3 separate regions of the Mus musculus genome follow, and regions 1 and 2 are each linked to region 3. A link is a loop called in an ENCODE intact Hi-C map of the cell type or tissue named here. Cell type or tissue: left cerebral cortex. All regions are shown on one strand.

Region 1 (8,000 bases), 550 kb before region 3:
AGTATTGAATGGCTAAGCAGGTACAGAATATCTGTATCTAACAATTATGAAAAGAACATGTTGACATTATTTATGATGGAGTTTTGAAAAATAATTCAGATATATAGGCTTAAAGGGATATAGACTAGACAATATAGAATCTAGACACTAAAGATCCGTATGTTCCTGGTAGCATGGTGAACTAATTCGAATGCCATGCTTGGCCCTTGTCTTCTTTTGTGGGTGTAAACTTACAGAACCTATTACAAGGACAGTTTGGGGGGAGCAGGTTTGTACCATGGAACCCACATCCCTGGCTGCTACAGACAATGCTAAGATGTGGATCCTTGACTTAGGCAAAACTAGTCAGAAAATTCCTTTTCGATTACCTTAAAGTTGCAAAGCTGTGGTAGCTGGATCCCAGGTTCTGTGTGGGAATTTGTTCCAGTTGGGTTTGGTTTTGTCCGGCAGAAAGCAGACAGGGAAATAAGTAGGCAAGAGGGGGACTGAGTTTTCTGTCATCTAAGGCTTGAAAGATGAGCTGTTTATCACTCTCAGGGCCTCAGGCCCTTCTCTGTCATTTCCACAGGAGTACGAGGAAACTGACTTTTAGGGCAAGGGGTAGCGAGGAGGCAGTCTTGATTTGTGTAGCATTTGCTTAATTCCTATGGTGAAAATTTTTTTCCTACCATGAACAGTTTCAAGCCACAAGGATTTCACAAGGAGCTTGCAGAAATTCCGAACCATTGAACGGTCTGCTGTCTCCAGCACGCAGGAGCCCATTCTGCCTCCCAGTTCCAGCTTCAGGAGGGCCACCCTCCATCCAGACATCAGGGTTGCGTTTCAGCAAACAGCAAGGAAGAATCAGAAGCAAAGGGTATCTTTTGTTCTCGTTTCCAGTGAACTCCCTCTGTGAGCCCTCACTGGCCAAACTTACGTACATGACACGGAGGTGAGAAATGTCTTTATTTTGGGGGCTGCCGTTTTCCGCCTTAAAAATTTAGATGTCTTGTTGTTTTTTATAAAGCAGAAGAAAATGCATCTGGTGAAAAGCTAGCAGTCCCTCTCTCACAGCAAACTCCAATTTAAATGGCAAAGAAGGCAGTTGTGTATGTGTGTGTGTGTGTGTGTGTGGGGGGGGGGGTTTGAATGAATCTCCAGGAGGGCAAGGCAACTCCTGGAGATAGCAGAAGATATGGTTGTTGGCTATTATTTAATTTTACTGTGATAACAACAGCCGTTTTCTTCCTCTCGGGAGCGCAGATCACCTGGAGGACCAAGGATGTACGCAGGCAAATGGGAATCAAATGTCCCTTGCTGCAGATGAAGCAGCTTTGGAGAGTGGCCACCTTTCAGTAACGAGAGCATTAGTAACTTCAGCTCAGATATGAAACAAACCATCTGCTTGAAGATGAACTTGCAACATCGCCAGCCTGCCCACATTCCCTTCCCCATTTTGCTCCGATAAAGGCGTTGTCTTCTTTTGAAGGTTCCCCTTACAAGTCTCCCAAAATGGAAGAAGCTGCACTAAACACAAATAGCCTCTCTCAAACACACCCACTAGGTGAGTGAGACAGACTGAAGACAAATGGGACAAACGTCATGTTAGTTGAAACACATTGGAACTTGGCAAGTAAGAGTTACTATCTGATATGTAAGTCCCTCCCACCCTGTGAGGTTTAATCAGCCAACCATTGGCTTACATGGAATTCCTCTAATCCTTATCATCACGTGCAATTACTGAAATGAATACCAGGTTTTAGAAATGCTACAACAGTTCCTGACAGAATGATAATCAACGGCTATACCGTATGGGTCAGATCCGAGATAGAATAGGCGTTCCTAAGACTATGCTTAAGGAAGAGTTGGAGCAGATAGGATTTTCACACAATGGTCAAACATGAGGCTGTTCGTGAAGCCAAGGCAAGCTCTCTGACGGGATGCGAGCACGGAGAGCATTTTACTCCCGGCTATGTCATGGATCCTGCAAGAATGGGTTACATGGACATGATGTGGTGGCGGAATTGAATACCGCAAACCTCGTGCCTAAATATCTGTTGGACGGCACTGGGAAACCAGGCAGGCGCGGTTTACCTGGGAGTAAGGCGTGGATAACCCCACCAGAGTAGTATTTAGTTCACAGAGCAGGGCATTTGAAGCTATTGAAAAATATATACTATTTTTCACAGATTATTCAGGAAGAAGTATTACCCCCTAAAATTTTCATATGCATGGCCTAACAGATCCCCTTTTCTGTTTAATCCGGTTAAGCTAAGGAGCCCTGACTAATACACCTGACTAATAGGGCGCAGGGAAGAATTCCTCAGGCTTGTGGGTGTGTTAGAAAGACTTGCTAAACTGCAGGTTGCTGGCCTCTCCTCCACAGCGCGTGATGTGGTAAGGCAGGGTCCAACGCTACCGAAACTGCAGTCACTTGTTATGCATGAGCGAATGAGTAAATAGACTCGGAGTGAATCCTTTAGTTCATAAAATAAGAGATCACGTCTGATGGTCTAGGGTTGTAATTGTTGCTTTGTGAGAGGCTGAGGCAGGAGGATCACGAGTTTCCGTCTCTTCTGACCTACCCAGTGAATTCAAGGTCAGTCGTGGCTACATGGTGAGACCCTGGACAAAGTTAGGACTGGGAGATGTAGCCCAGTGATTACGACGCATGCGCGAGGTCCTCAGCTCGCTTCCTAGCCCTTCAAAAGAGACAGAAATGAAACAAAATCATGACATAAACCACGAGATGGGACGATCTCTGGGATTTGTTTGTTTCTATGAGTCTAAACTACAAAATGTTCTACTTATATAGTTTGCATTTCTTAATTTGTTATGTGTATGTACGTGGGGCTGGGACACACAGGCCACGGTATACGTGTGGGCTTAAGAAGAAACCTCACAGTTCTCTCCAAACTCAGCTCCGCACCCTTGGTAGGGAGCATCTTGATTCTCCGAGCCATCTTGCTGGCCACTACTTATGTATATTTTTCCTATTCAAATAAACACTGTGGTGTTTACTGAGAGTCTGTTTATCCTTTTAAATGGATGATTTTACAGGGCGGGACTTCTGTCAGCATATAGGTGGGAAGCTGAAGATGTAAAATTAGGCCTACTTTCGTGAAGGGAGAATTTCTTAAACAGGGTTTGTCCACAGTCCCATACTCAATAAAACCAGAGAGAGAGAGAGAGAGAGAGAGAGAGAGAGAGAGAGAGAGAGAGAGAAGCTAATCCAAAAATTATCCACATGTCTTTAAAAGGCAGAAAGAAAAGGGATGAGGCGTTTTTTTTGTTGTTGTTTGTTTTTTGTTTTTTTCCTAAAGAAAAAGTGTGGTTGGCCCAGCCCCAGAAACTCTGGAGTCTGTTTACCCAAATCGTTAGAAATTTTCAGCCTCAAGAAAATATTTACTCAACTCATACTTACCCAAAGCAGCAAGCTAGATGGCAGGCCCAGGGAGTCAAGGCTGGTGGAACCACAGGTTGGGGGCAGGGCAATTGTGAGCATTGCAGGCTCAGCAAAGGCCTGCTTCTTCTAATTGACCTCTGTACTGTTGGCGGAGGGAAAGCAGGTCCAGGCAGAAACAGCTGCTGGCAGCCTTGAAGAGAACTCTGCCCAGATTTGGGGGATTTCCTGAATTTCATTTTGAGTGATTTGATATTATTTGCACACATTTCTGTCTAAAACTATTATATTGCAAATTGCTTTGTAGTGGGCTGAGTCTTTTTTTGGGGCTTTTTTTGTTTGTTTGTTTTTTGAGACAGGGTTTCTCTGTATAGCCCTGGCTGTCCTGGAACTCACTCTGTAGACCAGGCTGGCCTCAACTCAGAAATTCGCCTGCCTCTGCCTCCCAAGTGCTGGGATTAAAGGTGTGCGCCACTATGCCCGGCTCTTTTTTTTTTTTTTTTTGGTGGGCTGAGTCCTATTCATCATTGTAATCCACACAGTGAATACCTGCCTGTCATAGACTCAGTTCTTATTTTTGTTCTAGGACTGAGCACTGAGCACTGTAACAGTTCATAATATCGAAGGTAGAAGTTTCTGGGAGAGAAAGTTGGGCACATTAATGTCCACACTGCTAAAATTCATCTTTTATTCGATCCTACCTCACACATTTTTTTCTAAAATTTATTTATCATATATAAGTACACTGTAGCTGTCTTCAGACACACCAGAAGAGGGCATCGGATCTTATTACAGATGGTTGTGAGCCACCATGTGGTTGCTGGGATTTGAACTCAGGACCTCTGGAAGAGCAGTCAGTGCCTTTAACTGCTGAGCCATCTCTCCAGCCCCTACCTCACACATTTTGATCTACTGCTTACCATGGTTTGACCATGTCTGCCGATAAATTCTTATTTATTTGTGAAACGGGAGATCAGTCAGTTGTACTAACCCTGCCTTTTAGGTACTTGTACTTACGTTCCTGAAGGGAAAATTAATTGTTTACACATCATCTGTGGACTATGACCTACCCAAGGAAAGAGTCTACAGTGTGACATTTTGAAACGAATTTGCATCCACAGCGTGGGCCAAGCCGGCAGCTGCAATACCGTGCAGTTTCGCAGGTTGCAGGAACCTCCCGCTTTCGGATTCTCGCACAGGCTGTAGTTCCAAGTTCTGCCGCCCACACAGCTCCTTGAGGAAAGGTCATCCTTGAAGCTCCAACAAACATTTCTTTTAGAGCTAAGGAATTTAGACCTCTGCTTTTAAGGCTGTTTTGATAGAAGAGCTTGAGGCCTAAAGAGGGACAGAAGCCTGAGGAGGGTGGAGATAAGGGGTTTTATCTCAGGCCGGCAAAAGATAAATTTGGCTAAGTTTCTAGTTTCTTGGCGTTGAAGCTTTCTAAATGCGTTCAGTGAAACACCAGGTGCACACCAGAGCTCACCCTCAAACTCTTGCAGGCTACAGAGGGAACGGGAACACTGTTTCCAATAGTCACACCTTGGAGCTGGTTTGAAACAGTTGGAGGCCTCCGCTGTGACCACAGTAGTGGTTCTGCGCTTTAGAAATGCAGCTTGCCTGTGGCCGGCCGGCTTGTAGCCCCACGATCTCAAGGCAGCCACATTCAAAGTCAGGTTAAAATATTTCCGGGCTTTCCTGGAAGGGATCATGAATTCACTTCTGCACCTGATCAGGAAGCCGGGCCAGCTGGACAGTGCTGAGATCTTGATTTGCTATTATCCCTGGCTATTGGCAGCCTTGTGATGGATCGTTTTCCCTGGGCCAGGGTCAAGATAGGCTAGTGAAAAACATTCTCTCGCCCCCCACCCCTTTTTTTCTTTTCAGAAAAGGGCATTGCTGCCCCTGCTTGCTGCCATGGCCGAATCTCATCCAGGCATAGGAAATCATTTGCTTGTAATTATTTCGTTTCTAGGTCTGACCGGAATGAACTTTGTGTTTTGTGGTTGTGAATTCTTTAAACGCATGGCTTAGTAACTACTGTCAGGGTTGAAATACCTAACAGAATGTCTTTAAGCCGTTTTAAGCCGATGGAAATAAGAAAAGGAAGCTTGGAAAGAGAGCAGGTAAATTATAAAAAAGATTGGACCCTGGCTTCATACTTAATTTTTAGAGATTTTACTTCCTACCTAAATAAGAATCCAATAGCCTTGGACAGTGTACTCTCTCTCTCTCTCTCTCTCTCTCTCTCTCTCTGTTGTGTGTGTGTGTGTGTGTGTGTGTGTGTGTGTTTAATAGATGACCATTCTCATATAGTTTGGTAGATTTTTCTCAGTGTTCACTCAGGAAACACACTGATGTTGGATTTTTAAACCTACCTTCCATGTTTTTCCACAGAGTGGAGCTATAACTGCATTAAGATGACACCGACAGGTTTGTAAAGATGAAAGATGGAGTAAATGATACTGAGAATTGACCAGGAGTTTCTGTTTATCAATTGTCTGGAGAAAGGAAATAAGTCATTAGGTTTAGTCTGAAGATCTGGGTGCTGAAATCATGCTGGAAGATCTTAATCCACTAGGACTGAAAGACCAATGGCCCGTGGCCTGGCCCGTGACGCGTCATTCCTTTACTTTGGGATACATTCTTATCACAGAGTGGTTTGAAATATTCCCTTCAAAGAGATAAGCTGTTTGTTTTGGGAAAATTGTGCCTTCCAGGTGAGCCATGTCTAACACCTGGCATTTAGTATTTCTGAAGAGGAGGTCCTATTACTTGATAAGCATTTAGTAAAGTAGGTTTTGTGCCAGGAACTGGTCCCGAACACGTGGACAGAGCATAGGATGACGTGGACAGCATAGGATAGATGACTCTGGCCATAAGGAGCTTTTACTTTAGTGGAAGGAGACAGATAGTTAAAGTGCAGCTGGGGGAGGGAGGGAGGGAGGGAAGTCATGGAGAACAGGGGTTAGACTCAGCATAGAGGAAACAAGGCCAGGAGGCTGGGGCTGTGTTAGGGAAGCTACTGAAAGGAGGCATGGTTGGAAAGACAGGGAGACTGGGCCCCTGGAGGCTCTGTGGCCTTGAAGAAGGCATGCTGCTGTCGTTGCTGGGTGTTTTGTGCAGGAAGGATGAGGCCTAACACAATTAGAAAAAGGACTTGTCTGTTGGGTAGAGAGAGAAGGGCAAGCAATCGTGGTGGCTGGCAGATGTGTAGTGACCTTAAAATCAGCAGGAACAGTGAAGATGACACGATGGCTTTAGAGACACTACAGCCAAGGCTATGGGGAGCTTCAGTGGTCAGGCTCTAGACTCTGAAAGGCAGAGAGCACCAAGGGGTCTTGTTGTCCTTTTGTGTGTATGTGCTCATGTGTGCATATGTGTGGGTTTAGGTGCGCATGCGCATATGCTGGACATAGCATCTCTCTTCAGTTGCTCTCCACTTTAGTCTTTTCAGTAAATGTTTGTTAAAATTCTTAAGAGAATTTCATATCAGCCATTTTGATCATTTTCCTTTCTTCTCCCTCAACTCTTCCCAGATCCACCACCTCCCCACCCACCCAACAGTTGGCTTTCTATTTCTCTCTCTTTTTCTTGTTTCTTTTTAAAGCCTTTTCTGGATTACTCAAATACCTTTGTATCTTGGACCAACCCTTAGAGCATGGTTAGTCTACCAGAGTTCATACCCTAAAGAAAACTCTCTCTCTCTCTCTCTCTCTCTCTCTCTCTCTCAGAAGGTAGCAATCCCAGTAGCAAATCCCCATCCCCTGATTATAATCTGGGACTTTGTCTGCCTTGAGCTTCCACAGGTCTTATGCACACCATCACAATGAGTGGTAGCACACATGCAGCAGCACTGTTGTGTTTAGGAACTACTGTTTCCTGATGGTCACCCCATCTCTGTCTCTTAAATCTTTCAGTCCTCTCATCCTGTCCTTGATGATCCCTTGGGGGCCTTGGGGGCAGGGGTGTGAGATTGATGTTCCATTTGAGGAAGAACTCTTTTCAGTGTCTTATTCTCTCTTGAAGTCTTGCTGCAAGAAGCAGCTTTTGGGGCTGGAGAGATGGCTCAGAGGTTAGGAGCACTGACTGCTGTTCCAGAAGTCCTGAGTTCAATTCCCAGCAACCACATGGTGCCTCACAACCATCTGTAATAGAATCTGATATCCTCTTCTGGCATGTCTAAAGATAGAGACAGTGTACTCATATAAATAAAATAAACATTTAAGATGAAGGAGAAGAAGGAGAAGGAGGAGAAGGAGGAGAAGGAAGAGGAGGAGGAGGAGGAGGAGAAGGAGAAGGAGAAGGAGAAGGAGGAGGAGGAGGAGGAGGAGGTTTTCTGATGAGGATTGACTAGTACTTAACTATAGCTATCAATATAAGAAGCGTATCTTTTTATGTATGTATATATGTATGTATACTATATATGCATATATTTTAGGAAGCTTCTACAGTCCTAGGTTTTCATATAAATTCTTTGAAAGACCTTTAGAATTAATTATTCCTCCTCATACTCATCCTACTACCTAGCCTTCCTACACCCTGCTCCATTTAACCCTTCCTGTTCCATTACTCCTCTTTATGTCTTTATATCACTACATTTTATCTCCCCTCCTTGACA
Region 2 (8,000 bases), 180 kb after region 3:
AGTGCTGATTGCAGATGATAATTGCATTAATCACACTTACTTTTACAAATATAATTCACTGCCCTACTCATTGAAATAAAAGGTCAGATAGTTTCCATTATAAAGCTCAGCCATGCAAGAAATTATGAGGAAAAAGCACTCAATTAGAGTAATAAGGACAAAAGCAACTATTTTCTCATCACATAAAAATAGCAAAAATTAATATTTGGTTTGTGCCTAATTTTCTATGCATCATGTTTGGCTTTTGGTTTAGGGTACATAGAGTTCTATTAATATTGTGTAAAGAATTCAGTATTCTTTTTAAAAAATGTTGTCATAGCAACATAAGCATTTTCTGCATAGATATTATTTTACATAACTATGAACTTCAATTTTTCCAGTTATGTGAAATTATAGGAAGAGGATGTTTATGCATTTGGTATTGCTAAATATTTATGTTGCCTCCCATCTTTCATTTCTCTATATAAAGCTAGATAAAGATTATATGTGTAAGGCATTTTCAGTCCTTGGTGTTCTAGTTTTCATGCTTAAAAGAATTTTCTAGAAAGGAGCTACAGTCCAAAATATTTTCATTTATGCTCTAGTGAGAAAAATAAGATAGCAAATTTCCTACCTGTATATGGAGAAGCTATTAAATCTGCCTGAGTCATATTTATATTGAATATTTTAGGTAGAGAAACAGGAATCAAACCTGCAAATAATATTTTGCTTCTTCATCATTTCTATATTCACTGTTGGAAATTCTATCCACCAGAACTTTTGAATTATTTTAAAACTGGATATGCATGCTTTGCCTTCAGAAAAAGATGAGTTCAAAGTCTGTGGGATAATAGAAATAGAAGTTTGGCCAAGTTACAAAGCACTCAGAGATCAGGTACTTCTATGCTAAAATAAATTTAGTATTAGCTATCTTCAATAATTATTCTGAGTATTATTGGGTTTTTTGTTTTTAGTTTTTAATAAGCTGGCATGAGATAGATGTTTTATAGATAATGATAGCCTCAATATATTTTGTTGATTTTGTTGTTTTTGTTTTTTGTTTGGGTTTTTGTTTGTTTGTTTGTTTGTACAATGGCTGCACAGCTAGGAGTGATTTGATAGCTTTCTGTTTCTTATAAACACTCCTTACAATGACATCATGTTGGTCATGTGATGCTTCCAAACATGCTTTGAAACATTCAGCACACATTCACAGGTACTCTTTCCCTGTTCCTGTTATATAAGTTCAAATATTTACTTTCAAGTTTTTCTGCAATCCCTCTAAGGAGACAAAAGCCAACGTCACACATGGTATCTCACGCAATAGAGAATCCTCCTCCCCTCCCCTCCCCTCCCCTCCCCTCCCCTCCCCTCCCCTCCCCTCCCCTCCTCTCCCCTGCTATCTCTACTAGGTGAGATATTCTTTTGTGGTGGGCCTGAGATGTCACAGTTCATTTATTTCAGCCCTGGTGTTTTCTTATACTGATAGAACAGTCAGTTAGTGGGTCATATGACACAGCTAATGAAACCAAAATGAAACCTAACCTGCAAAATGAGGAACTGTTATCAATTGGGTAATGTATAAAAGGTGGTTGGTAAAAATAATGCTTCAAACATGCTCTATAGGAACATAGAAAGCAGCCAAATTCATGCTTGTAGTTTTGTAAAAGGATTTAAGCAGACTCTTAGTAGTTGTATAGGGAGAATTTAGAAATCATTATATAAAAGATGCAGCTAATTTTCAAGAATCATTACATTCCTTGAATCACAAATCATTAGCTATTTGTAAATTCAATAAAGCTCAAATTTCACACGTAGTTAGAATAGATATTTCTATTAGTTTCCATCAATCAGAAAAGGGATGGATCTCAAAACTGGCTCATTGACTTTCACAAGAAGCCTCCATTTCCCCTAGACAGTAATTTGTTGAAGGCAGAATATAGACGGTGGATTGCACAGGTGATGTCTATGATGTATAGGTTAGGACCTGAAATGATAGAGATTATATCTAATGTCAGTCAGAACTCAGACAACCTCTATATCTCTGCTCCATGACACTGTGAAACAAAGCTGTACTCTACTCAAGAGAAGCTCAATCAATACCTTTGACTGATAGCTAATTGCAGCAGAGATGTTAGATTTCGAGACTGATATTTTAAGATTCATCTGTTGTAATAAGCAACCTACAGAGTATCCTGGAACATTTATCAGAAACTAATCAAGCTGAATGGGTTATAGGGAACTAAATCAGCTTGGCACTCTTTTGGCAGTGGGGAAGGGAAGTGATCATTTCCCATGCTTTATGAGGACTTTGTATATCACACAGACAGTGCGGGCACCTCATAATGTTTAATGCTTCCACCTTTGTGAGTCTATTTGGCTTTGTTTTGACTGTGATCATAGGTTCTTCCTTTGTCTATGCTTCTTTTCATCTGTCCTCAGAATCCTACAGACTTCAGACTGGATATTGGGGGGGTTTATTGCTGCTTTTTTGTTTTGTTTTGTTTTTAAACTTGTGTTTATATAGAAAATCTTGTTTAGGTATTACTCTTAATGGCGTTGCTTTGGACAACTGTATGTACTCAGATTTGTTCAGGACTTTGTAGCAAGACTGGATAAGAGTGAGAAGCAACAGATCCAAGGCTGGAATGTATAAAGGAAGTTATATGTTCAAAGTATGAGTTTTCTATGACCCCAAGACCCTCACTCATTATTTGTTAAAGGGACATCTTTCCACCAGAAAAAAAAAAAAAAAAACAAGCCAGCATTAAGTGCTGCTGCTTTGCCAAATTCAATTGTAATAAGTGCAGAGACAGGAGACAGACACTTCTGGACTTGAAACAAGCAGCTGGTGCCAGAACTACCATCTCCCTTCTCAGCTACCTTCGGTTTCATTAGCCTTCAGAAATCCTTTGATTCATATGTCTCAAACCAATCTTATTATTCCCTTAAGAGTCCAGCATGAGCAACAGAAGACCACCATTGGCAATAATTGTGTTACCCAACTAGAACATCATTTAGCAGAGGCCTAAAGGTTACTCTGAATCTCAGGTTTGTGCAGAGGCACACTGGAGACGCCCATCTTAGCGTGCAAAGTGCCCTGATGGATCTTATTGTCTGTCTGCATACAATTTTCCTAGTTCTGTTGAAGCATCTTGTCACAATTCTTGTGCTCTTTGGAGAAACTAAACCAACACTTCTGTCACTTTATCCAGAGCTTCACTGACATTTATTCACATTTAAAACACTACCAATTCTAATCATGTTTAAATTGTGAAGGGTAGACCATGTTGGAAGTAAGATCTCAGAAAGTAGAGAATGAAGCCTTCTAAGGAGCTCTGACTTTCCATTTATCCTGCTTAACAATATATTCCTACCTTATATTTATCAATGATTTTGTTGTTTTGCTACTTTGAATTCTACATCTACTACTTGGCCCCCAATTTTGTTATACAGATTCTATTAATAGTTAGTGTCAAACAAAATTATAACCCATGGTTAACTTATTTTGAGATTCCCTAGGCTTGGCCCTAAGACAGAAATTAGAATATGCATAAAAAATACTCTCCATGTGTCTGTGTTCTTCCTCTTCTGGAAGCTACTTGGCAGTGAGCTGTCTGTAAGGTACTTGGGTCAATAAAAAGAAATTTTCCACCTACTTTTTTTTTTAATTTAATCAAGAAACAGCTTTAAATATTATTAGAATAGATTTTTTCCTACCTAACAATAGGAAAATATCTGGGATACCTTTATTATTTCCTTTTTTATTATTTTCCTTTCTATCTCATTTTGTTGTGTTGTTGGTTTTTCCTCAGCCTTGGGAATTAAACCTCAGCCTGTAAAATGCCAGACAGGTGCTGTAACACCAGACTGTATCTCCAGCCCTTTCCATTATTTGTTTTTAAATTTTGAGATCCGGTCTAGGTACGTTTGCTAAGCATGCCTTGAATTTATAATCTTTTTGCCCCCACCTCCCAACTACCTGAACCACAGGTCTGCCTCATAATTATCTGCTACTTCACCATAGTCTCATTGCTATGCCCTGCATCTGCTTTTCTCTATATCTCATACTTACAACATTTTTCAGTGACTATCACTCTAGTTTATCTTTAATTATAATACTCGTGTTGTGTCAGGCATGTGTATGTGAACATACTAGTCTGTCAGCTTCCAACATTAATTCTAATTCCTGAAACTCTTGCAAACTAGCAAGTAATACAGACTCCCCTGGAATCTCCATTTTCTTTCTTTTTTTTTAAAGGAGAGCAAGAATACATGTTCACATAATTTATATTTATTGAGAAAGAATATATGACTATAATCTATACAAGAAGACGATATAATGCCATTCATATTTTGCCTAACTACAGTTGAGACAAAAAAAATTTGTTTGAACCAACATAGTTCTAATTTGAAAATCATTCTTGCACATAGCTGGAGTCATCACCGCTCATGTGATATGCTTTCTCAGATGCTAAACAGGGACCAGTGCCCTGAAATATTCTTCTTCCTCCTGCTCACTGGCGCCTGAAGGGAATTCCCTGGAGTGTCATTATTTTGACTTAAGGTTTCTTGGTCCCTGTTAACATGCAAACAGGTCCTGGAGCCCACACATATTTATGTCATTCCTGTTTGTGAGAAATTTTCAGTACCTTTTCTTGCACCTGGTTTTACTATTCAGTAAATAAGACCTTGAAAAAACGTGAGAGGGCTTAGGGCCAGAGTACATATCACAAAACTGTCTGCTGTATTTTAGTGTGATTATCTGCTTCTGAAGTTTAGAATTCTCATTTTCTTCTGTCTTAAGATGTTTTAAAAATATCTATATGTAGCAACTTAACCCTATAGACAGTCAGTGAATTAGTGTATCTAACACAAAAGTTTTAGTAGGAGATGATAAGCGTTTTACTGTTTCTTTTTGCTGGGAAGTAACCACTAATTTCAGAAGCCAAATTATGAGAGACATATTTTCCGTGGCATATGGCTCCTTGGACGTCTTCCTTGCTTGAGAAACTGGCAGTTCTGATGTTACCTCTGCCTAGTCACATGGTTGGCTTTGCTGATATGCTGTCAGAAGATTCCAGAAGGCGTTAGAATCCCCTGTTTGATTCACATTAGGTCTTTGGTGTCACTACAAGTAACAGAGTCACTTTCTTCCTCTATCAGAATCACCTAAAATTTCAGTGCAGTATTTGATTGAATATTTTGCTTTCTATGTATCAGAGTCCCCCTGCCCAATTTCCACTGAGCGTTAGATATTCAAATATTCCTTAAGAGGACCAAGACAGATTGCTCAACTCAGCTGGTGGGAATTGAGCTGAAAATGACTCGCCTCCTGACTTGTACAAGGGCCAAAAGAAACCTTTCTACTTTGTCAAGTCACTTGAAGAGAAGATCTTTGCACAGCTGTGTGGCACTCCAAGCCTTAGGGACTCAACCACACAATATGTTCAGTTTCTCGGTGCAAAATCCTTCTGAGAGATAAAAATGCTACAAGTATCGTGTTGAAGACAGTCAAAATTATAATGACACATGGTGTTTCTCAGAGGGTAATTTGTAAGCAGGTAAATACTCCTACCTCTGGAAACAAAATGTGTCTGTTCTCATTTGTACAAAGTGTTTGTTTTGTAATTTGCTTCATAGTTAACTACTGTAATAAAGGACTAAATACTGACGAGGGTCAAGTTCAGACACTGTGCATATACAACAGTAGGGCTGATTTGTATAATTACAATCTATATGCACAGCTAGTTCTTCCCCCAAAGGAAAAATCTACTTTGTCATTGGTATGATTTCCTTCCAATATAGCTTAAGTAGCTTTGTAATCAGTCTTAAAATGGGTAGAGTAGAGTAAATGTAATCATATGACTAGGTTTTTACAATAGTAAATGTTTGGAAAAGAGTGAGTATTCATAGATAGGTACATTTCGGGGATTATAAGAATCAGACCCTTGCTCTAGTACAAGTTATTTTGGATAAATCCTGTAGCTTCCCTAGAACTTTATTCTTCCCCACTTGACTGCAGAAGTGTTTATCTAACAGATTTCTTGGAAGTTTGAAATGATATCAAAGTAAAAATTGCAAGCTACATTTTGATGTAGTATCTAGATGCAGTTATTTAAAATATAGTACATCTTTAGCAAATGATTTTTCTAGAATATTTAATCACAGATATGATTAGGGCTAAACAGATCTGCATCTCAATTCCATTGTGTTCTATAAAAATGTGGCAATCAATGTTGATTAGAAAATAATAAGCATTTTAATTTCCTTTGATTTATATTTGTCTTTATTCTTTGATTCCTATGAGTTTCAATTTTTATCTACAACCATTATTGTAAACAGTACTTGTACAATAGAGGCATTACAGGGATTGGGTAACTCTCAGTGGTTGTAGGAACACATATACATTCACGTGCATTTTGTCATTTATGAATTGTGTTGATAATCATAGTAATTATATAGCCCACTAGAAGCTTTAGAGTACCTACTCCTCAATATATTTCATAATATAATGGTGAAAGAACAATGGATAAATCAACAGCAGCTAAAGAATAAAAACAAAAATGAGTCATAACATATAGTTAATTTTCTGACAATATTTTCATTTCCCATTATGTTTATGCCCCTGGGTCTGAAAATCAGAACTATTTCATGTGTGTGCTTCAAAGTACTCTGATCTTGTGTGCTATATTTTTAAAACCCTCTGTATAACCTACAAAAACAACAAGCCTACTTAAAACTGATTATGATATTCAAGTGGATTATTTTCATTTCAATCACTTACTTAAATAGCGCCTCTCTGATTATAAGGCAGACTGAAAAATCAAAACCCTTAACCCAACTAGTAGCAAATAAATGTAAAAGAATATTTGCTTCCATTCCTCTCATCTTCCTTCTTTCTGCCCTCAAGACTGAACTCAAGATATGCAGAGCGGATACAAGTACATTGGCATTGCATGGAAACATGCTAGGAAAAGATTCCAAGACCCAACACAGATCCATTGAAATGGAATTTGTGTTTTGCAACAATAACTGTAGGTGAACATTGGAATTCAAGGAGCATTTTTTGCAAGTTCAGTTCCTTCAGTGGCCAAACAGAATGTAAATGGTGGCAGTGCTGCCGAGATGGCTCAGTTGTGAGCACTTACTGCCCCTGCTGAAGACCTGACTTTTATTCCCACAACCTGCACAGCGGCTCAGTCACTTTGTCCTTCAGTTCCCAGGGATTCTGTGTCCCAGTCTATCATTGTGGATTTGTGTGCAGAAGTGATGCAGTATACTCATTAATGCTCATAGACATACGCATAAATAAAGGCAAATAATATAAAGAGAGCTGTCATAATTAGGATATGGGTCCTAAAATGTGGAAATTATCATGATAATGACTCAAAAGAGTAGTAACTGTGTAGAAGGCTTATAACTGTAGAGAGTAAGACAATCTGAAGCAATTGGGTATTTGGTGATATTAACACATTAAATTGAAATAGCAATATTATAACTGGTAAATCACTTGCTTAGTAAGTAGGTAAGGTCCTGGATTGTGGCACCACCAAAAAGAAAGTGGCCACAAAGACTTGTAAAGAATAATTATAGCCTTTGTCTTGTAGTGAGAATGCCGAAGTGTTCATTAAAGTTTATGCTGTTGGAGATACCAGTCAAAATCTCAGGTTGAGAAGGGGAGAAGGATATAGAGTATGATGAAATAATATTAGACATAATAATAGTTCTTAAAATGGGTCACGATCACATGGGGTTCATAGTATGATTCCATAGGATTTTATATAGGATTGAAAATATCTAATCATTAGGTTTGAAAACGAAATGAAATGACTTGCTGAAGAACTTATAGAGTCACTTGAAAATTCAGGTTTGTTAAGGTTTGGTTCAAAATCTGTACTTGGATTCATATCTTTTTTTTAACCTATCATCAAAATACAACCACCTTGCCCAGTACCAATTCCAATCTATCCAGTGCATGCTCTGATAAATACTATGAGAATGAACCTGCAAAACAGAAG
Region 3 (8,000 bases):
CATGACTCCATTTTAAAAATGTGTGGTTATTATTACGCTTATAGAGAATCTTAGGGAAGGAAAAAAGTGGGTCACTTAAGATTGACGCTTTAATTATCGCCTAATAACTGCTGCAGCAGATTAAATGGTGGTGCGGTTTCACATAGGACAATGAGCATCTGTAAGCACCTGTTTTACTATCACAGAGTGACCTAGGCAAGCTTGGGGTATTATCTTCTTGAAACCAGGATATGAAACAAGATAAAGGTAAAAATAATTTCCGGTTAAGACTTCAAGACCTCTGTTGTCTAAATGATAATCGACACAGAATGATTTGTTTTATTACGTTCTCCGTATTTATTTACTTTTGTCTCAAAATCTAAATTAGAGTTTTGTAGGTTATAATAAAAAATATACTCGAAAGGAAATTACATTGAAAAAAGTCATTACTGCGATAAAAACCCACTGAGTTCACTTAAGTCCATCAAAATAATAAAATTGGGGTGAAGGCATGTACTTGATTCTCAGAAATTAAAAAGAAAAAAAAGATGTATGGAAAGTGTATAAGGGGGGTGTAGTCCAGCATATGATAATGGAGAATAAAAATATTTGTCCATAAAGAGTGGACTCAGTATGTATAGGGTATATAGAAATAGTTTCCATTGACCTTACGCTCAATATTTATAACACTGAAACCACTATAGCATACAGACAAACCAGGGAAATACTACACAGAAATAAATCCCATATACTTGGGACATGGTGGGATCATAGACGATTATAACCCTGGAAATGTCTAGATGGCTGCAGGATGTTTTTAATTAGAATGTTAAGGCAGAGTAAAGGTCAACGAAGCAGTCCTGGATGGTTAAATTCAGAGGGCTGATTCTGCTCACTTTTGCGCTGGTTTTTCCTTTGACAGCAATGCCTTCTCCTGACACTTATAGGGCTGGCTCCTTCTTCTTTTATGTCTCCATTTCTCTTTTTGTTTTCTCAATATTCCCAACTATAGTTGTTTGATTTATCAGCTTATTTGTGATTTCCTAGTGACCACTACTATTTGAAGCTGCTATAGTTCTAGTTTGTTGCTGTTATTAATTTTCTGTCTTCACTCCTATCACATAAACGCCATAGAATTAGAACACCTGTCTACTATGTTTATGCCTATATTGCCAGCATTGTTTATGTCATATGCCAGGCAAATCACTGTACGTAGTGAAGAGATAATACTGTGGTTTGATACATTATATACTAACAAGTACCAAACAAGTAGTGTTATTATTATATTTGTATTCCTGTATAAATATTTAGAAGTAATACGCCCTCTTGGATCTGGTCATTTCAAGTGAACAATGATTCATTCATGATTCATTCATGATTCATTCTTATATCACAGTAATATGATGGTCTAATTGATGCAAACTTTGGGGGAGTTACTTAGCCTTTAGGTGTTATATCTCCATTGTTATCCACTATGGAACACCCTCTATTCTTTTTCATCTGCCATTTATATGTCCAAGGATAATAATATGTATTGCCACAGTGAACAGATGACTAAGAATTTACCCATGACATACTGCATCCTATAACCATGGGCAAGTTCCTTAAATGTTCCTTTCCATCATTCTCTTATTAAAAGATATGGACATATTATCAACCATATCAATGTTATTAAATAGGATTCAGAATTCAAACCATGTGGGAAAGTATTTGATATGTATGGAGAAATAAGACAGCGATGGCATTTTCCTCATCTAAGAGCCCCTACAAAGGTCTAGTCTATTCAAACAATTTTCCATTATTTCCATAATCCAACCTCAATGATAATTTCTATTTCCTTATATAAGAGAATCCATGATGCCAGTGATATTAATTCATATTGCAATGATCATGAGTTCTAGTGTTTCCTCCTAAATCTGGTCTTGAGGACAGAAGATGTCAGCAGAGAGACTTCACATGGGATTAATTTACAGTTAGGGTTTGGTTCTGATTTCTTGGGGAACATAGAAATAGGACTAGGAAGGGAAAGCACCAATAGGCTCAAGCGTTTCCTAACAGTGCTAGGTGAGGGGCAATGAGAAACTCTATCTGTGAGTGCCAAGGAGAGCAATGAGAGAGGGCATCAGGAAGCTATGGCCCAGCTAACGCTCCTACTATTCCAATCACGGTTCTTTGCATCCTTAAGGGTATCAGATACCTTAGAGCTATGGAATTTAGAAATAAGGAGGAAAATGGGATTCCTAATCTGACATCATCATAATACAGTGGTAACTAAAGGAAAACTGAGTTATGGCATAGGCTTTGAAATTCTTTTCAGTTTTTTTTTAATAGACTAAGAATGTGTGCTTGATTAATTTTTAAAAACGAACTTAATCCCCTCAAAATTAGCATAGCAGAAATAACAGAATATTAAAACATCCTCATCTTTTCAATAAGAAACAGACTTTGATTTAATGATTATAGATTTTGTTTGTTTGTGATCACCAAGAGCAAACTAAGTCTCTTATATAGGGAGGATTATGACACATTTGATTCTCATTATTAAGCACTAAGGCAATATAAATTAATAAACAAAAATATAAAAACATGCTAAGTATAATTGTAGCCACCCAAAGCAATCGCTTTTTATTTATTGCATCTGTAAAATGGAAAAATCTACTATAAAGATCTAATAGTGTAACACAAATATTTCCCTAATACAGAACTGTGTACCAATTAAGGTAAGAAGAAGGAATGCATTGCCAAGGGTAGCATGCAGAGCACTCCATGCTAAGTTATCACTTTTTGTTTTAGAGCGTAATTCTTCATTTTTCTCTGCAATCAGTTTGGGTCTAAAGATTATGCATAAGGAGGCCTAAATATGCAAATTATTAAAAATCAGTCAAGTCATGGCACATTCCACTAAGCATTGTCAATTATGTAAACAGATTAAGCACATGTTCATATATATATATATATATATATGCATACACATATGCATATATATGTTTTATGATGCTAATGTATACACATTACACGCTACATGTCTTGGTTGTTATAATGTACCCATGTTACATGACTTGGTTGTTGGAAAAACTGAACCAAGCTGGTAATGGAGATGATAGAATTAAGACAAAAAAGCCTTCTGGCTCCGCATCTCTAGGGACATATGTATGAAGTGTCAAAAAGAAAGAAAAGGTGTGTGTGGGGGGGGGGAATGATAAGGACAATGAAAAGAGAGAGCAGGAAGGAAAAGTTTGAGGGGGGAATTGGTCTTACAGGAAGGAAGAAGAAAGCAGAGAATTCACGGAGTAGTGACATAGCCAGAGAGCTGAAATAATAATATCGTCTACTCATGCAGTAAGCAGTAAAATGCTTCAATGGCTAAGTACAGGTAAAAAAGTCAGAATCCAGGAGAAATAAAAATGGTTCCTATGTGCTCAATATGTCCTTGATGACAGAATCTCAAAGGCATGGCAGGATTCATCTCCCTCCTTGTTCCTAGAGAAGTCAAGCTCTCTTCTACCATCAATATTTATTCTGTGTTTTTGAGGAGTTGCTCAGAAAGTATCTATGACTCCCTAGAGGGAAAAATCATCAAGATGACATAAAAAAAAATTAAACCTTAAAAAAAAAAGTGGTATAGTTTGGGCTTAGGGATATGCTGGTTTTCTTTTAAAATGTCACATTTTGATTGCTAGTCTTAGACATGTCTTGTAGTGATTTGCTTGACTTTTAAATTTTAACATAGTAATTTAAGCAAGACATTTAAAACAGATCCCTACAAGTTATGGCATGTGCGACTCATACAATGCCTGTATACAGAGAGGAAACTCACACGTTTTTATGCAGACAGCAGTCCTGCTTACATGTACATACTTTTAATCTAAAATCTGTGGTCTCATATTCTCAATATTTGTTAAAGTAGCATGGCGATGTGACTCTATTTATAGAAGAGATCCAAAATGTTCTAGAAATATGTTCTAATACCCAATGGCTGGCTTTATTCCTTCCTCAAATCTGATGAAAATGCCGGGGATTAGGCAGGAAGCCAGCCTGGTAAGCCAGGATCTGGCAGAAACACTATGTCAGAAACAAATTTCATCGCTTTGCTACCTAGCCTTTCTGGTGAGAAACTGTGTCAACTTTGCTTCTTAACAATGTTGCTAACTCAAAACCCAAAGTCTGGAGCTGTCTCACGGTGCCTGAATCCCTTGCTCTCCCACCTGGTCTTGCATCAAAGGCCATTAAACCATTTGTTTAAATAGCATTTCTGGATATGTCCCCCCCCCTCTCCCCCTTTCCTCAAAGATAAGCCACGAGGTAGTTCCTGTGCATCACCAACTTCACTGTATAGACTGTTGGAGGCCAGAACTGGGGAGAAATGACACTCAGTTTGCTCAAGAGTAGCAAACAATTCCTAATGCTCATTTCAGTTGTTATGCCCCGTTGCCCTGCTTCCTTGCTTGCTCATTGCCTGTGAAGTAAGTTGCATGCCCAGCTGCAGCTTCGTTTAAAAATATTTTCTAAGGATGCATCCTTAAAACAGCCTTGCTGTTCATGCTACTTCAACATAAACCCTAGGAATGCAGAAGAACAAGCATATATTACCACGTATCTATAAGCCAAAAGGGTGCAATGTTTTACCATTTAAAGGTCTTCACTACAGACATATTTGGGTTTGAGAAGGTAGGATTTGGAATTTGTTTCTGGGGCGGGGGCAAGGGTTGAGAGATGATTTCATGTAGCTCAGGCTAGCCTATTTAGCTAAGAATGGCATACGTCTTCTGATCCTCTTGCTTCAGTCTTCCAGCTACTGGGATTTCAGGTGTCTACCTCCATGCCTAACTTGGAACTCTTGTTTGGATAAGTCCTTCAGTATTATCCTCAGGTATTAAATAAAAATGCTCTAGCAACTCCTGGTTTAATGGCCTTGATGCTGGCTTACATAACCTGTGAAGAATTGAAAGAAATTCCTGAAGGAGAAGTTGTTTTATAAATGGCCTTCCACTTTATGTAAGCGACTGCACCGCACATCAAAGGGTTAATAGGAGTCTCCCACAGCTGTGTATGTTCTGAGTATTTCCATGTGTTTTTGCCTCCTTGTTGATGAAGGCATCTCAAAGTAGCAATTAATAAATGCAATTACCTGCTTCCTATCTAGGGTAGGCATGGGATCACAGGTAAGAAGGAAGAAATGAGCTTCAGGCAAAACAGGATGCTGTAATCTGCAGGGGCACCCAGGTAATTCATCAGAGGCTTGAAGTGGGGTTGTCTGATCCTTTCTCTGTTACCATGTCACTGAAATTATAGTCATGGTCAGGGAAAGTGAAGACAAAACACAGAGACAGTGGTTCTCATTTAAGCAATTCAGGGAAAGCATGTTTGACATTTAAAAAATCTTCAATTATATTTGTCTTCGAGTATGCAGTGCACATTTTATCCTTGATTAAGTAGCTGAATTGTTTAAGAGGGAAAATAAAATATTTAGTTCTCACAGAGAACAATATACAACGAGTTTCTCCCTATGGCAAAAATAATTATACAGATGCTGGACGTGTTAGAGTCATCCACTAAGCCATATTTCACAAATAATAGCAATAGGCTCACAAAGACAGTGAGGGCCCACTTCTGTACCCTACTAGATGGGATTTATCAGATATTTCCATCCAGAATTAAGTCAGTCCTGACAGAGGACCTTAGCTAAATGTCTTGTACATATCATTTGTGGTTTCAGTAGCATGCTGCTAACCTAGTGCATAGTAAGGAATGTTGTCTGACAGGGCTGCTAAGAAAGTTACTGAATTACATCTTTGGCAAATAATCTTGCCTGATTCTGATTTTGATTCTCTAAATAGCCATGCAGGACTTACAAAAGTGTCATCTCAGTGGTTACGGTATGAGGAATAAAGGGGGAGTTAAAGGCCATTCTCACTGCATGCAAAATTCTACATCTCTTGTTTAGCACAAACAGTTGAGAACTAGATGGTAATTTTTATCTTTGCCTGCGTCATAATTTTCTGGAGATCTGTTTTGGCATAGTGCCCCCCCCCCAGGCACCCAATCAGTACAACAACCGTGCTCTCTGCAGTTAAGACGGTTACAGAAATAATCACCACTCCCCCTTTATTCCTCATACCGTAACCACTGAGATGACACTTTTGTAAGTCCTGTGTGGCTATTTAGAGAATCAAAACCAAGTCAAAGAGAATTGGAACTGATCTCCGCAATTCAAACTTGAAGTAAAGATAAGTACAAAAATTACAGAGGTTGTTGTTTATGAGCTTTGAGTTTCACAGAGCGGTGGCCAGAAACTCATAACGGTATCAAAAATGTGCTTGTAACTCTAAATTAGTTTTTATCGTCTTTACTAAGTGTCTTAAGTATTGTTTTCAAATGAATGGAAACTGACTGTTATCTTAAAAGATCCCTTTGCTAAGAGTTTTGAAGGTTATATTTTGCAGTGCACAAACAAGACTTTCAGCATTATTATTTCTACAATGCAGCAATTTCTTTTTCTTATGCACTTTAAGGCATGTATGTCCAACATGCCTCAGGCTGCATAGGTCCCAGGACACACCTATGAATGCAGTCTAAAACACATTTATAGATAACAATGACATTTTACAATGGCGGACAGCCCTAATTTAGAATGAAAGCCTTCTGGATTGCGATATCATAACTTTAAGGAAGTGTATGTTCCCACTGATAATGGATTCACTTAAGTATGGTGCTATTTGTGTGCCAAGGTATCATTGCTTACTTTAGAGCCAATGGAATAACATCTCAAGACCTCTCTGTGAATCTAAGGGAGAAGAGCCATTCCCTTTTGCTGGGACAGATGAAAATTCTCTTGAGGAAATTGCACATGTAAAATGAAAAGGTCTGGATGAAGTTTATGTAACCAAATGAAAAATGTAAGTCCTTCCTTGAAGAATTTAGACGTGAAGATACCACTCTTTTTTCCCCACTCGAAAAAAAGCAATACTAGCCATGTCATCCAATTCCATAAAACGAAAAAAATGAATGAACATGTTACCTAGAAGCAAATGGTCACTGAAACATCTGAAAAGCCACTACAAACAGACGTTATCCTCGATTATGTCCGAATCAAACAACATTATGATGTCAACTTCTGCTAAGCGTATAGAGAGGAACATCTTCTTATACCGAGAAGTCATTCCATCCCTTCTTCCCCGGTCGTGGGAAACACATGCCAGTGAAAGTGAAGCTCTTGGAGCACATATATTTTGTCTCTAGGTATCATAGGCTTTCTACCCAAAGTCTCATTAACATATTGCTAAAATGTTGTTACCTTCCTTTGACTGGTACTAGAAAAGTGAGTACCCCAATTTTCCACCTACTATAAAATACTACCCATTACATTCTCATCATTTAAAAAATATTACATAATTTTAGGATATGTGTATAAGTATGAAAATTATATACATATATATATATATATACAAATTAAAATTATGTATTTATACTCATTTGTTTTATCCGTGTATAAATAGATTTGGCTAATTTTAATGAAAATAAAATTCAGCTAGGAATCATCTTGTATCTAATAAATTTTCAATGCAGATACATTCATGACTAATAAATCATCAAAATACTTAAAACACAAGTGGATCAGATATTTAATGAGAAAAAAATTACATTTTTGTAAAATGTTTGTAAAACTATAACTACATTATAATTTGGCATAACGTCCATGTTTCGCCTGGGTTACCCATACTATTAGATAAAATTCTCTATTATATAATCAAATAGTCTTATTGTGCTTTTCTTACCCCCCAAAACTGCATAATAATTACCATTAGGAAGATAAATACCATGTCACAAATTAAAATTAATAATAACCCTTCCCAGATGTTGCATAAACTGGGAAGCACGAGAACCAGGTTTGAGATTTAAATAAATTTCCTCCTTAAATCTAAATTCTTTCCCATAAGATGGCTATGAGAATCTGTTTTGGGGATATACTCTAAATTGATTTAATATAATGACATCAAAAGAGACTACTTGGTATTATTTCA

The links. A loop is a pair of places that touch in the nucleus more often than their neighbours do. Peaks named below come from ENCODE experiments on the same cell type or tissue, not always from the same donor. Only the 100,000 strongest peaks of a DNase experiment are listed, where the experiment ranks them.
Region 1: a loop joins it to region 3, with 5 times the contacts of the local background. A loop is called at or near these places in 5 of 42 quality-filtered maps.
Region 2: it touches region 3 in a loop (2.5-fold over the local background); 2 of 42 quality-filtered maps call a loop at or near these places.

Annotation. Positions count from the first base shown.
Region 1 is chr10:108,450,292-108,458,291 of GRCm38, forward strand. It overlaps Gm36283 (predicted gene, 36283), which reads left to right. Exons shown (of 3, transcript NR_155870.1): 2 at 678-931; 3 at 1,243-1,325. Gm36601 (a long non-coding RNA gene) reads left to right here and starts at 5,465. Exons shown (of 3, transcript XR_003949034.1): 1 at 5,465-5,505. In left cerebral cortex, CTCF peaks have their summits at 4,160 (motif pointing right), 4,359 and 5,776; DNase peaks (open chromatin) are centred at 1,451, 4,588, 5,813, 6,915 and 1 more place; H3K27ac peaks cover 3,794 bases.
Region 2 is chr10:109,183,965-109,191,964 of GRCm38, forward strand. No RefSeq gene overlaps it. Among named protein-coding and RNA genes, the nearest start is that of Syt1, 180 kb to the left of the region's middle. In left cerebral cortex, no CTCF peak of the experiment used is centred here; DNase peaks (open chromatin) are centred at 4,480, 5,017 and 5,327; H3K27ac peaks cover 1,414 bases.
Region 3 is chr10:108,999,676-109,007,675 of GRCm38, forward strand. All of the region lies in intron 1 of Syt1 (synaptotagmin I), which reads right to left. Among named protein-coding and RNA genes, the nearest start is that of Syt1, 7.3 kb to the right of the region's middle. In left cerebral cortex, no CTCF peak of the experiment used is centred here; DNase peaks (open chromatin) are centred at 4,080, 4,410, 6,002 and 7,089; H3K4me3 peaks cover 3,355 bases; H3K27ac peaks cover 4,488 bases.